Linked DNA regions of Homo sapiens: region 2 is linked to region 1. A link is an interaction called in ENCODE POLR2A ChIA-PET data of the cell type or tissue named here. Cell type or tissue: Panc1. All regions are shown on one strand. Each heading gives the region's core, and the rest is flanking DNA. Links, peaks and the distances in the headings are about the cores only.

Evidence for each region. ChIA-PET counts read pairs that join two places held together with the same protein. Peaks named below come from ENCODE experiments on the same cell type or tissue, not always from the same donor. Only the 100,000 strongest peaks of a DNase experiment are listed, where the experiment ranks them.
Region 2: POLR2A ChIA-PET joins it to region 1 with 10 read pairs; 2 of 35 experiments call an interaction of 5 or more read pairs at or near these places.

Annotation. Positions count from the first base shown.
Region 1 is chr2:202,144,518-202,149,895 of GRCh38, reverse strand. The region is part of intron 13 of KIAA2012; the gene reads right to left. Among named protein-coding and RNA genes, the nearest start is that of KIAA2012-AS1, 30 kb to the right of the region's middle. RefSeq lists an enhancer at 1-793. In Panc1, for the core only: no CTCF peak of the experiment used is centred there; no DNase peak of the experiment used is centred there; H3K4me3 peaks cover 574 bases; H3K27ac peaks cover 678 bases.
Region 2 is chr2:202,008,739-202,014,116 of GRCh38, reverse strand. No RefSeq gene overlaps it. Among named protein-coding and RNA genes, the nearest start is that of FZD7, 22 kb to the left of the region's middle. In Panc1, for the core only: no CTCF peak of the experiment used is centred there; no DNase peak of the experiment used is centred there.

The DNA of each region.
Region 1 (5,378 bases), core at 228-5,227:
CCAGGGAGAAATCCTTCTCCCCAGTAATTTTTCCTCCTCCTTTCAACTGTTATATTTTAAATGGTCACTACCATGGGTTGGCTCTCCAAACAGACTTTGGGAAGTCTAACCTTAAGAAGGAGATGAAATTCTAAACCCAAGTGGCTGTGTCTCCACCCTGGGTCCCACAGAGCCACCAGAGATAAGGATCTGTCCTGTAGGTGTCCCTCCGGCCCTCCTCATTACTTCTCCCACTCCTTTCTAATTGGGGTTCCCCATCTTTGTAGCTGCGGTTTAATGGCTCCAAGAAGAGCGATTGTCTCTCATTAAGGAGGCTGCAACACTCTCACTGTCTAACTCCCTCCCACGCAGCTCACAACTTCATTCTGCCGGAGAACAGGCTGCCAAGAGGCTCCGGGAACCTGCGGGCAAGCTGAGCTGGAGGAAGAAAACAGAAAGGAGGAGGGCCTTTGTAACCAAGATCTGAAATGTGCTGGGGCACACACCCCGCCATTATCTTAACGTTTGAAGAGCGGGTCGGGGGAGCCTTTGCTGAAACCCTTAGGTGGTCTCTCAAGTTGCCACATCAAACCTCTGTGCACAAAGGGCATTTGTCGCCTCCTGTGAGTAAACAAAAGGAAGAGTCAGTCCCTCCTCTGACCCCCAGGCTCCCCTCGTTGGCTGATAGTCTGTCCTTTGACTCCCCTTGGTTGGCTCTGAGTCCCAGGGGCACACAGAGATCTGAGAGATTTAGTCACTGGGGGTAGGGGAGAAGGAGGGCTGGGATTCTGAGCTTCCCTGTCCTCCCGCCCCCTGCTAGGGTAGGGGAACTAAATCCTGGAAGGGGCCCTTCCTGCAGGAGCAAAGGGCCTGGCAACTTTCCCCGTGTTTGGCCTTCCCGGGCCCTGTTGTTCCTTGCCCATGGCAGCCTGCGGACCTAAAAGCGGGCAGTGGGAATGGGGCCAGACGTGGGGCTGAGCGTACCTGGGACTCCGTGGGCTCCCTGAGATGGGACTGCCTAGGAAGGGGATCCGAATGGGCCGGGCGTTGTATACATTGTCAACCTCAGGCTGACTTGGAGGGCACTCTGTCTGTGGCAAGGCCGACCACCCTGGCCACCCCCAAAGTCCTCACTTTGAGGTTCTGTCTCTGTCTAGGTTTCCCTGGCTGGAAGGGAGGAGGCCTCCAGTGTGCAGGAGGTCAGATGGACGCCTGGGATCTCAGCTCAGCAACCCAGCCTGGCCGCATAGCCTCTTTCTGAGGAGCAGCAGAACCCCCGAGCCACAGCGGGCTTCCACCCACACAAATGTGCCCAGCAGTCTAGCACCTGTCACCTGGGGTCATCCTGCTCTTCTTGGCCACGTGAGGTCTGGGCCCACTTTTTACATTCTGCAGGGAATTTGGTGCTGGTGAAATGGGCTGAGTGGGCCGTTTTGCGAGGGCTCCACAAGTAGGCACGGTGGAGACAGTTAGTTTGGTAGCCAAACAAGAGCTTTCTTGTTCTCCGCCTGTCAGGAATTTTGGTCTTCATCTATTTTTTAATGTCCTCAACTTTATAGAAGGAGATTTGACATCCTCCTGAGTGTTTAGCAAATTAGCCGAACAGCTAGCAAACATGAGCCTCGGAAGAGAAACATGGCAACCTCCAATCTTTGCTCCTGTGAGGGGCTCATTTCGTGACTTTGGCTAAGTCATTCTGTGCCTCAGCTTCCCTACCTAGAAAATGGGGCTAAGCTCATTGTTCTCTTCCAGGAAATTCTGAATGAAACTCTGGACACTTTCATTCCAGAGCTTCTACTATAAGTAAATCTTAGCTGTGAGTTCTAATTGCTATTGTCTTCAACATTATTACGTGCTTTGTTGATACAACAGAATCACTGTTTATCTGGCTCAGCAGGAGCTGGAGGAGAAAAATTTCAAGCCAAAACAGTGATCTCTTCTGCCCCAAGGGAGGTAGAAGCCAGCTTTTTCTGTGAGGGGGTGGCTAGCTGTATTCAGGCCGGAACTGTGCCTGTGTTTGAGAGATGACACATTCTATTTTAGACTGGGAGATGGGACGTCGAGGGGTGAAAGGTGGGAAATCTGAACAACTCCCCAGCTCCTTCTAACTCACAACTTGAACTCAAAACTGTGTGACTTCCTTGTTTTGTTGGGTCTGGTGGGACTTTTGCAATCTGACAACCGACAGACAGGGAATCTCAACTTGCAAACTGATTCCACTGTGAAAAGGTCATTTTTAAATCAGTCGATTTTTACTAGGAAAAAAAAATGGTGTTTTGATTCCCAGACTCGCCCATAAAAGTTTAACCCAAATTCAGCCGGACTATGGAGTTGAAGTAGTCCTGGTCATGCGTGACAGCAGAAGGCTGGAAGAAGAGAAAGAAAAATGTCCTTTCTTTTACTTTCCTGGCCCTCCACACTTTCCTGACCCCTTCCCCTCCACTGGGCTCTTCTGTCCTCCGACCTCTACATTTTCCTCTGCAGCCCTGTGCTGTGGGCCGTGGTGCCCTGCTGACACAGTGCTCCTGGCCCCCAAATTCCCTGCCTCCCCTCTGCCCCTAGACCTTCAGCTGTGCGCCCTTAGGTATATGGCGAAAGCAATTAAGAAACTTTCACAAAGAGGTATGAGGAACCCAAAATAATCTCTAATGGTTAGAATTTTAAACAGTGAAACACAGTGAACACTCCAGAAGGCATGGAGGATATTTGGGAGGCAGAGAGAGGGATGCTTGAATTGGGGGTTGGGGATGGGAAAGGGAGGAACAATTGGTAGATTGACTCATTGTCCTCCTTTAAATTATTCCTGCTTTTCAAGCTTCTCCTTTTCCATGTCTAAACCTTTAGATTGTATACAAGCTCCAAGTTCTGTTTTATAATGGCTTTCAAGGAAAGGGACAGGGGAGTACAACAGTAATGATTATAACGTATTGGGGGCTGCCTACTGCCAAGCATTGTGTGAATCCCTTTCAATATGTTTCATCTCATCCTCATCATGACCCCATGAGGGAAATATTATTACCCTATGAGGAAACTGTGCCTCAGAGAGGTTAAATAGCCTGCCTAAAGCCACATAGCCTATAAGGAAGAAGTTGGGATTTATTTTATTTTATTCATTTTTGAGACAGAGTCTTGCTCTGTCACTCAGACTGGAGTGCGGTCGTATGACCATGGCTCACTGCAGCCTTGACCTCCCAGGCTCAAGCAATCCTCCTGCCTCAGCCTCCTGAGTAGCTGGGACTACAGATATGCACCAACACACCTGGCTTTTTTTTTTTTTTTTTTTTTGAGATGGAGTCTTGCTCTGTCACCCAGGCTGGAGTGCAGTGGCGCAATCTCAGCTTACTGCAACCTCCACCTCCCGGGTTCAAGAGATTCTTCTGCCTCAGGCTCCCGAGTATCTGGGACTACAGGTGAGTACTACCACACCTGGCTAATTTTTTGTATTTTTAGTAGAGACAGGGTTTCACTTTGTTAGCCAGGATGGTCTCCATCTCCTGACCTCGTAATCCACCCACCTCAGCCTCCCAAAGTTCTGGGATTACAGGCGTGAGCCACTGCACCCGGCTGCTACTTTTTTATAGAGATGGGGTCTCACTTTGTTGCCCAGGCTGGTCTCAAACTCCTGAGCTCAAGTAATCCTCCAGCCTTGGTCTCCCAAAGTGCTGGGATTATGGATGTGAGCCACCACTCCTGGCCTAGAAGTTGGGATTTAAATGCAGCTTTATTGGATTTCCAAATGACTAGGCCTCTTTAAAGTGCGGTTCATGTGTGAAAGGGGCCCTATTAGTCCTGACATCTATTTCCTTATCTGTAAACAGGGATAATAACTGTACCAACTACATGGGGATGTTGTAAGGATGAGATAATCCTAAACCCTGTGCATAGTAAAACTCAAAAACATTGGCTGTTTTTACCATTTAAAAAGACCCTCTTGGCCAGGCGGGTGGCTCAAGCCTGTAATCCCAGCACTTTGGGAGGCCAAGGTGGGTGGATCACCTGAGGTCAGGAGTTCAAGACCAGCCTGGTCAACATGGCGAAACCCCGACTCTACTAAAACTACAAAAATTAGCCGGGTGTGGTGACGGGCGCCTGTAATCCCAGCTACTTGGGAGGCTGAGGCAGGAGAATCGCTTGAATCCTGGAGGCAGAGGTTGCAGTGGGCCGAGACTGTACCACTGCACTCCAGCCTGGGCAACAGAGTGAGACTCCATCTCAAAAAAAAAAAAAAAAAAAAAAAAGACCCTCTCAAGAGAATGGGGAGATAATTGTTAAAGCTTGTGATAGGTATGTGGAGGTTCATCATACTATCCTTTTACATATCTTTGAAATTTTTCATAATACAAAGAAAAAAGGAAAAAAATTAACTACGCAGATATTATGTGTCACTAGCAGCCAAGACATCGATTAATACAGACTTATTGGAATAAATGATAGTTGCAGTGAAAACTCAGCAAATAAAAGCCTTCCTTTTGTAATTAAAAACAAACCCCTCTCAGGAAATTAGCCTTAAATTGTCTAGGGCGTTTTGGGGCAGACAAAGTAATCCTGTGGGTAAGGTTGAACCAGAAGATGAAGTTTGCTTAGATCTTCAAAAAGCCTTTGAATAAAGTTCCACAACCAAAGCTATTTACAAAACCAGAGGGGTGGGGAGAGAGAGAAGGGAGAGTGAGCACAGGCATGGAAATAGGTGAACGTTGGCAGTGTCTTGGAAAAGACAGCTGACTTTAGAAACAAGAAACAAAGGCAGGGTAGGGAGTCAAGAGCACTTCTCTTGATGGGGAAATGCAGAAGCGAATTCTCTTAGGCATTGGTGTGGAGACCAATCTTACTTGTCAGCCTCAGAGAGATCTCCAAGAAGGATGCCTAGTGACATCCCCGAGTCTGCACATGACCCAAAGCTTTTCCAGAGAAGGAAAAACCAAATCATAATGACCAATGGCAGGAAATGCCCAGAGATTGTGTGAGTTGTGGGGAAAATATCAGTTGAACTTCCATCTCATTATCACTGAAAATAAAACAAGTGCAATCTCTGAATTCTACTTAGAGGAGATAGGGTTTTTCTATTCAGAACATGGATCTTAATGTTAATGACAGGTTTAGTTTCACTTTGTTGCCCTGGCTAGTTTCGAACTTCTGGTTTCAAGTGATCCGCCCACCTTGGCCTCCCAAAGTGCTGGGATTACAGGTGTGAGCCACTGTGCCCGGCCTGTTGATTTATTTTTGAGTGGCTCCCATGTACCAGGAACTGTGCCAGACACAAAGGATACAAAGGCAGATAACAGCCTTATAGAAGGCAGGGTAGGGTACGGCTTAAAAGGACACTGAAATAAAAGGTTACGATTGTACCCTTGTACAAAACATAGTGTGTCTACAGGTGTTTTATCTTTTGTTTTTTTTTC
Region 2 (5,378 bases), core at 302-5,301, 140 kb after region 1:
TGTTTTCCAAGTAGAAGCTCTTTTGTTTTTTGGTAGTGACTTTTTAAAAGTGACATATGATCATCATTTAAAATTTCAAGTACAAAGAAAGCAACAAATGTCCTACCTATCCACTTGTGGAGAAGCAATATAGGGTGATGGTTGAGAGCAAAGACAGCAAAGACCCTGGAGTCTGAATCCCTGGGTTTGACTCTTAGCTCTCCCATGTACTATCTGTGTAACCCATAGGAAACATCTCCATTCCTCAGTTTCCTTACCTGTAAAATGGGGGTGATGATATCTACTCCTTAAAAATTTTATGTGGGGGGCCAGCGGTCCTCATGCCTGTAATAGCAGCACTTTGGGAGGCTGAGGTGAGTGGATCGCTTGAGCCCAGGAGTTCAGCCTGGACAACATGGCAAAACCTCATCTCTACAAAAAAATATTTTTAAAAAATTAACTGGGTGTGGTGGCGTGCACCTGTAGTCCCAGATATCTGGGAGGTTGAGGTGGGAGGATCACTTGAGCCCAGGAGGTGGAGGCTGCAGTGAGCCATGATCACGCCACTGCACTCCAGCCTGGGCAATAGAGTGAGTTTATGAGGATTAAATTTGTAGATACATGTAAAGTTCTTAAGATAGTGTTGACACGTAGTGAGCACGTAAAAAGAATTAGCTATTGTTACAATTACCATTGAAAAATAATCAGAAAGCAAGAGAGGTCACAAATAATTTTATTGTAACATGATTATATTATGCATGCTTTTAAAATAATTAAAAACATTAGGCTTGGTTTTACCTGAACTTAACAGTAAAAAGGAACTCAGGTGAAATTAATAAACTTCAAAGATTAGTTCCTGAATGACAAGACATGTTAGTTTCTAGAAGATCATCCCAAGATTAGAAAAATATAATGGGTGATGAAAATTAATTGAAAGGTTGGGTGGGTGGTTTTGATTGGCTTCCTGCCAGGTAATAAGATGATTTAGTGCTCTCATGCTTCTTCCCCACTCCCAATTTTTGATGCTTCTATAATTTTTAATTTGTTTGACTTTATAGCATCTACATTCTGATTTGCATCTATTTATTTCTCCAGAGGTCTAGTCCTCTTTCTATATTTAATTGAATTCAGTGTTTACTGCTAGTCCTTTTATCAAGAGTTTCACATTACTAGTTCTCTAATTTGGTCAATTTTTTTGACTGGTTGTATTTCACTGTCGAGTAGGCTTTTTTCTCCTATTTTTTGCCCCTGCAGAAGGACTTAGTGGTGTTATATTCCCCAAATTCTTTCATATTTGAGAATGTTTGACTGTTATGTCACTATGTATGTGAGTGACATCTTGCTGAGTGTAATGTTCTTGAGTTGCCTTTTCTTTTCCTCAAAACCTTGTAGGCATTTTTCTATTGCCTTCTGGCATTAAATGTTGCTATTTGGAAGGATGATGCCAGGCTTGTAGTTTTCCCCTTGTCAGATCCTAGGTTTTTTTTTTTTGTTTTGTTTTTTGTTTTTGAGATGGAGTCTTGCTCTGTCACCCAGGCTGGAGTGCAGTGGCATGATCTCGGCTCACTGCAGCCTCCACCTCCCAGGTTCAGGCGATTCTCCTGCCTCAGCCTCTCTAGTAGCTGAGGTGCACTTCACTACACCTGGCTAATTTTTTTATTTTTATTTTTAGTAAAGACAGATTTTCACCATCTGTCTTTACTAAAGTTTGAGAGCTGGTCTCAAACTCCTGACCTCAAGTGACCCACCTGCCTCAGCCTCCCAAAGTGTTGGGATTACGGGCGTGAGACACTGCACCTGGCCAAGAATTCTTGTTGATCGATCTATATCATATTTCCCTAGTTTAGAATGGGTCCTTCCTTCCTTCCTTTCTTCCTTCTGTCCATCCGTCTGTCTGTCCTTCCTTCCTCCCTCCCTCCCTCTCTTTTTCTTTTCTCTTTCTTTCTTTCTTTCTTTCTTTCTTTCTTTCTTTCTTTCTTTCATTCTTTCTTTCATTCTTTCTTTCTTTCTCTCTCTTTCTTTTCTTTTCTAAGTATCTAGACCTTGTCTGGCATAGAATGGGCCCTATTATTTTATTTTATTTTGTTCATTTTTTGAGATGGGGTCTTGCTATGTTGCCCAGACTGGTCTTGAACTCCTGGGCTCAAACAACCCTCTGGCCTCAGCTTTCCAGGTAGCTGGATTATAGGTGTGTGCCATTGTGCCCAGCTGAGTGGGCCTTTTAAATCTGAAGACTCAAGTGTTCTTTGAGCTTGGAAAAGTTTTTCTGTATTATGTTCTCAAATATTTTTTCAGTTCTATTTTTTAGGATAGGAGGCTTCTGTTTCAGTGATGGATATCAATTTACCCTCTATTTCTATTCATTTCTTAATAGTTGCTTTAATTATTGCTTTCCCCCTCTGTTTTAACTTGTATTACCTCAAGTATTTTCCTGATGTGTTCCTTTCATTTTGGGGGCTGGTGCTTTTTGTGCCTTTAGTTTTTTCTGACTTACAGAAGGTGATGATTTCTTGGTCCTTAATTGTTTCTTTAGCTGCCTGATCTCTCCTTTCATCTCATTCTTTTGATAGTTTGTTTCAACTTTGAGTTGACTGAGTATTTGTCCCTAAGGGTTACCAAAGAGGCAGAGGAACATTCCCGCCCTTGACACTGTAGTATAGCTTGGGGAGAGAGAAAAAGTTAAATGGCAATCAAAACTCTATATGCTCAAGAAGAGTAACTAGACATCAGGTGCTGTGAGTGCTCAGAAGAAGGAAGAGGAGTTTCAAAAGTTGGTGGTTGGGATGTTCAAACACCTGGGACAGAGGGATGCGCAGCATTTCAGCAGGAAGTCCTCTGGTCTGTGGAGGACTGGGTAGGAGCAGGCAGATGGCAGACAGTGGGAATCACAGTGTATGGCGGGTTCATTTAGCACAGCATTTGGGTCTCCAGGCTTCAGAGTCACACAACCTGGGTTCAACTCTGCTCTACTACTTGTAAGCTGTGTAACCTTGTGCCAGGTACTTGATCTCTCTGAGCCTCACTTTCCTAGTCTATGACACAGCAATAAGCCATTTCATGGCATCATTAAGACTAAATGAGATAACTCATCTGAAGGGGAAGGCAATCAGCACATTGTTATAAGTGCTTAATAAAGGTGACTACTATTGTGGAAGCCCTTGAGTTCCTAACTAGATTACTGAGTCCTTAGGAGAAGGAATTGTGTCTTATTCCTCATTGTGTGCCTCACGCATAATAGATGAGCAATAAATGTATGGATGACTTTATTTTATCATTTAGGTCATATTTCATTGCACGTAGCAGAAACCCTAACTCAAACTGGCTAAAACCAGGGATGCATGTAGGATCCCATCATTCTGTAGGTCAAATCCAGCCTGCTTCCTGTTTTTGTACAGTCTGTGAACGAAGAATGGGTTTCGCATTTTTAAGTGTTTAAAAAAATCAAAAGAATATTTGGAGAAACTTGAAAATTATATGAAATTAACATTTCAGTGTCTATAAATAAAGTTATATTGGAACACAGTCATACATTCATTTATGTATGGTGTATGGCAGGTGTTGGCAACCTTTTCCTATAAGGGGCCTGATTGTAAATATTTTAGGCGTGGGAGACTATATGTCATCTGTCACAGCTACTCAACTCTACTGTAGTAGCATGAAAGTAGTCATAGGCAATAACCTTAGAAGAGAAGATCTGAGGACAGGAAATAGGGTAGAAAAGTGGAAGGGCTCCTGGGTTCTAGGTCTCCTGGGTTCTAGGCTTGGCTTTTACCAACCAATAGTAGGATATTCATCAAGTCACGTCACTTCTCTGGGTCAGATTTTATGGGAAATGAAAGAGTTTAACTAGATTTCAAAAGCTTCTTTTAGCTTCAAAATTCCTATTTTTCTATTTTGGTTTTCCATTTTAACAACCTGGACTTTTTCTGAAGGTGTGTGTCGCAGTTAGAATACTTCGATTGCAAGCAACAGAAGCCAATTCTAATTAATTTAAGCAAAAAGACATTTATTGTGAAGATATGCGGGTAGGTCACAGAAATAAAGGAAAAGCAGAAAATATAGGCTCAGAAAGGACAGGAGCCAGAGCAAAGCCCAGGGTTCAGGCCGCAGGAACCAATGGATACTCTCTTCAGGGTACTGCAGTCTCCGTTGACCTCTGACCATTCTCAAGAACATTCAAGACTGAAATTCCGGTGTTGTGTTTCTAGCCTGGCTTAGATTTGGTTAAAAGAACCACTACGATTGTATCCAACAGGAAGCGATAGTTCCCCAAAGCCAAATGAGGAGCTGTTACTAGAAAAAGAGGGGATGGAAGCTGAGCAGGCCAAAAGGACAGATGTCCATGACCGTGAAGGGCACAGTTGTTTAAGTGCTAGACGTTGTAGCACGAGGAGCCAATACTGACTCTTGAGTCATTTGCTCATTCTCTCAATAAACTTACTGAATTTAGTCATGCCATTTTGGAAGACACCAAAGAAATATAGTAATGATCTATAAGACTGGTGGGAACGGGTGCTTGGATTTTACTCAGGAAGACCTGGGAACAAGATTGTATTCCCTTTTAATTGGAATCATTAAAATATATCCAGGCTTATGCAACTGCAGCTCATTATAGGGAGATGTTAAGTAATTCTCTAATTATATGTATTACACTGTAGGCAGAAGATCCTCAGACAAGTGACTTATCTCACATGTCAAGGGGCAGAGCTAAAAGCAGGACTTGACTTCCTGACTTGAATAACTGTTCTGAACCAGCTGCCTAGCAACCATGGCCTCCGTTCAGGAGCAGCTACCATGTGAGGAGCGTCGGTGCCCGGCTGCTCCACTAAACTGTGAATTTCTCAAGGGCAGAAACAGGGTCCTGTTCCTCTGCATTTCCCCCAGGGCCTTGTCTGGCATCAGACACACAGAAGAGAGATCTTCAGTAAGGAGTCAGCTTTACAGTTTCCATCAATGAAATGAAGCCTGTCTCTGCATTAGATGATGACTTGAGCTGAGAAGTACTGAAAACATGCCCAGCTGCTGTCAGCAAAGCCTGGTCTGGGGACATGGAAAGGACATATTTCAGAGCGAGAGAATTTCAGACATTCTAACAGGACACTGAGCTGTAAACTCTGCAGTGTTCACATTAGACGACTTCTCCATCTCAATGTGTATCTTATTTCTTCTGGCAAATAATGAAAAATTATGACCTCACAAAGCAAACCAGTGAGTGCAATTGTCTCTATTCATCTCTCTCCTTCTCGACAGGAGAAAGCTAGGAAAAATAAATTCCTATTTTTCTATTTTGGTTTTCCATTTTAACAACCTGGACTTTTTCTGAAGGTGTGTGTAGCAGTTAGAATACTTCGATTGCAAGCAGCAGAAGCCAATTCTAATTAATTTAAGCAAAAATACAT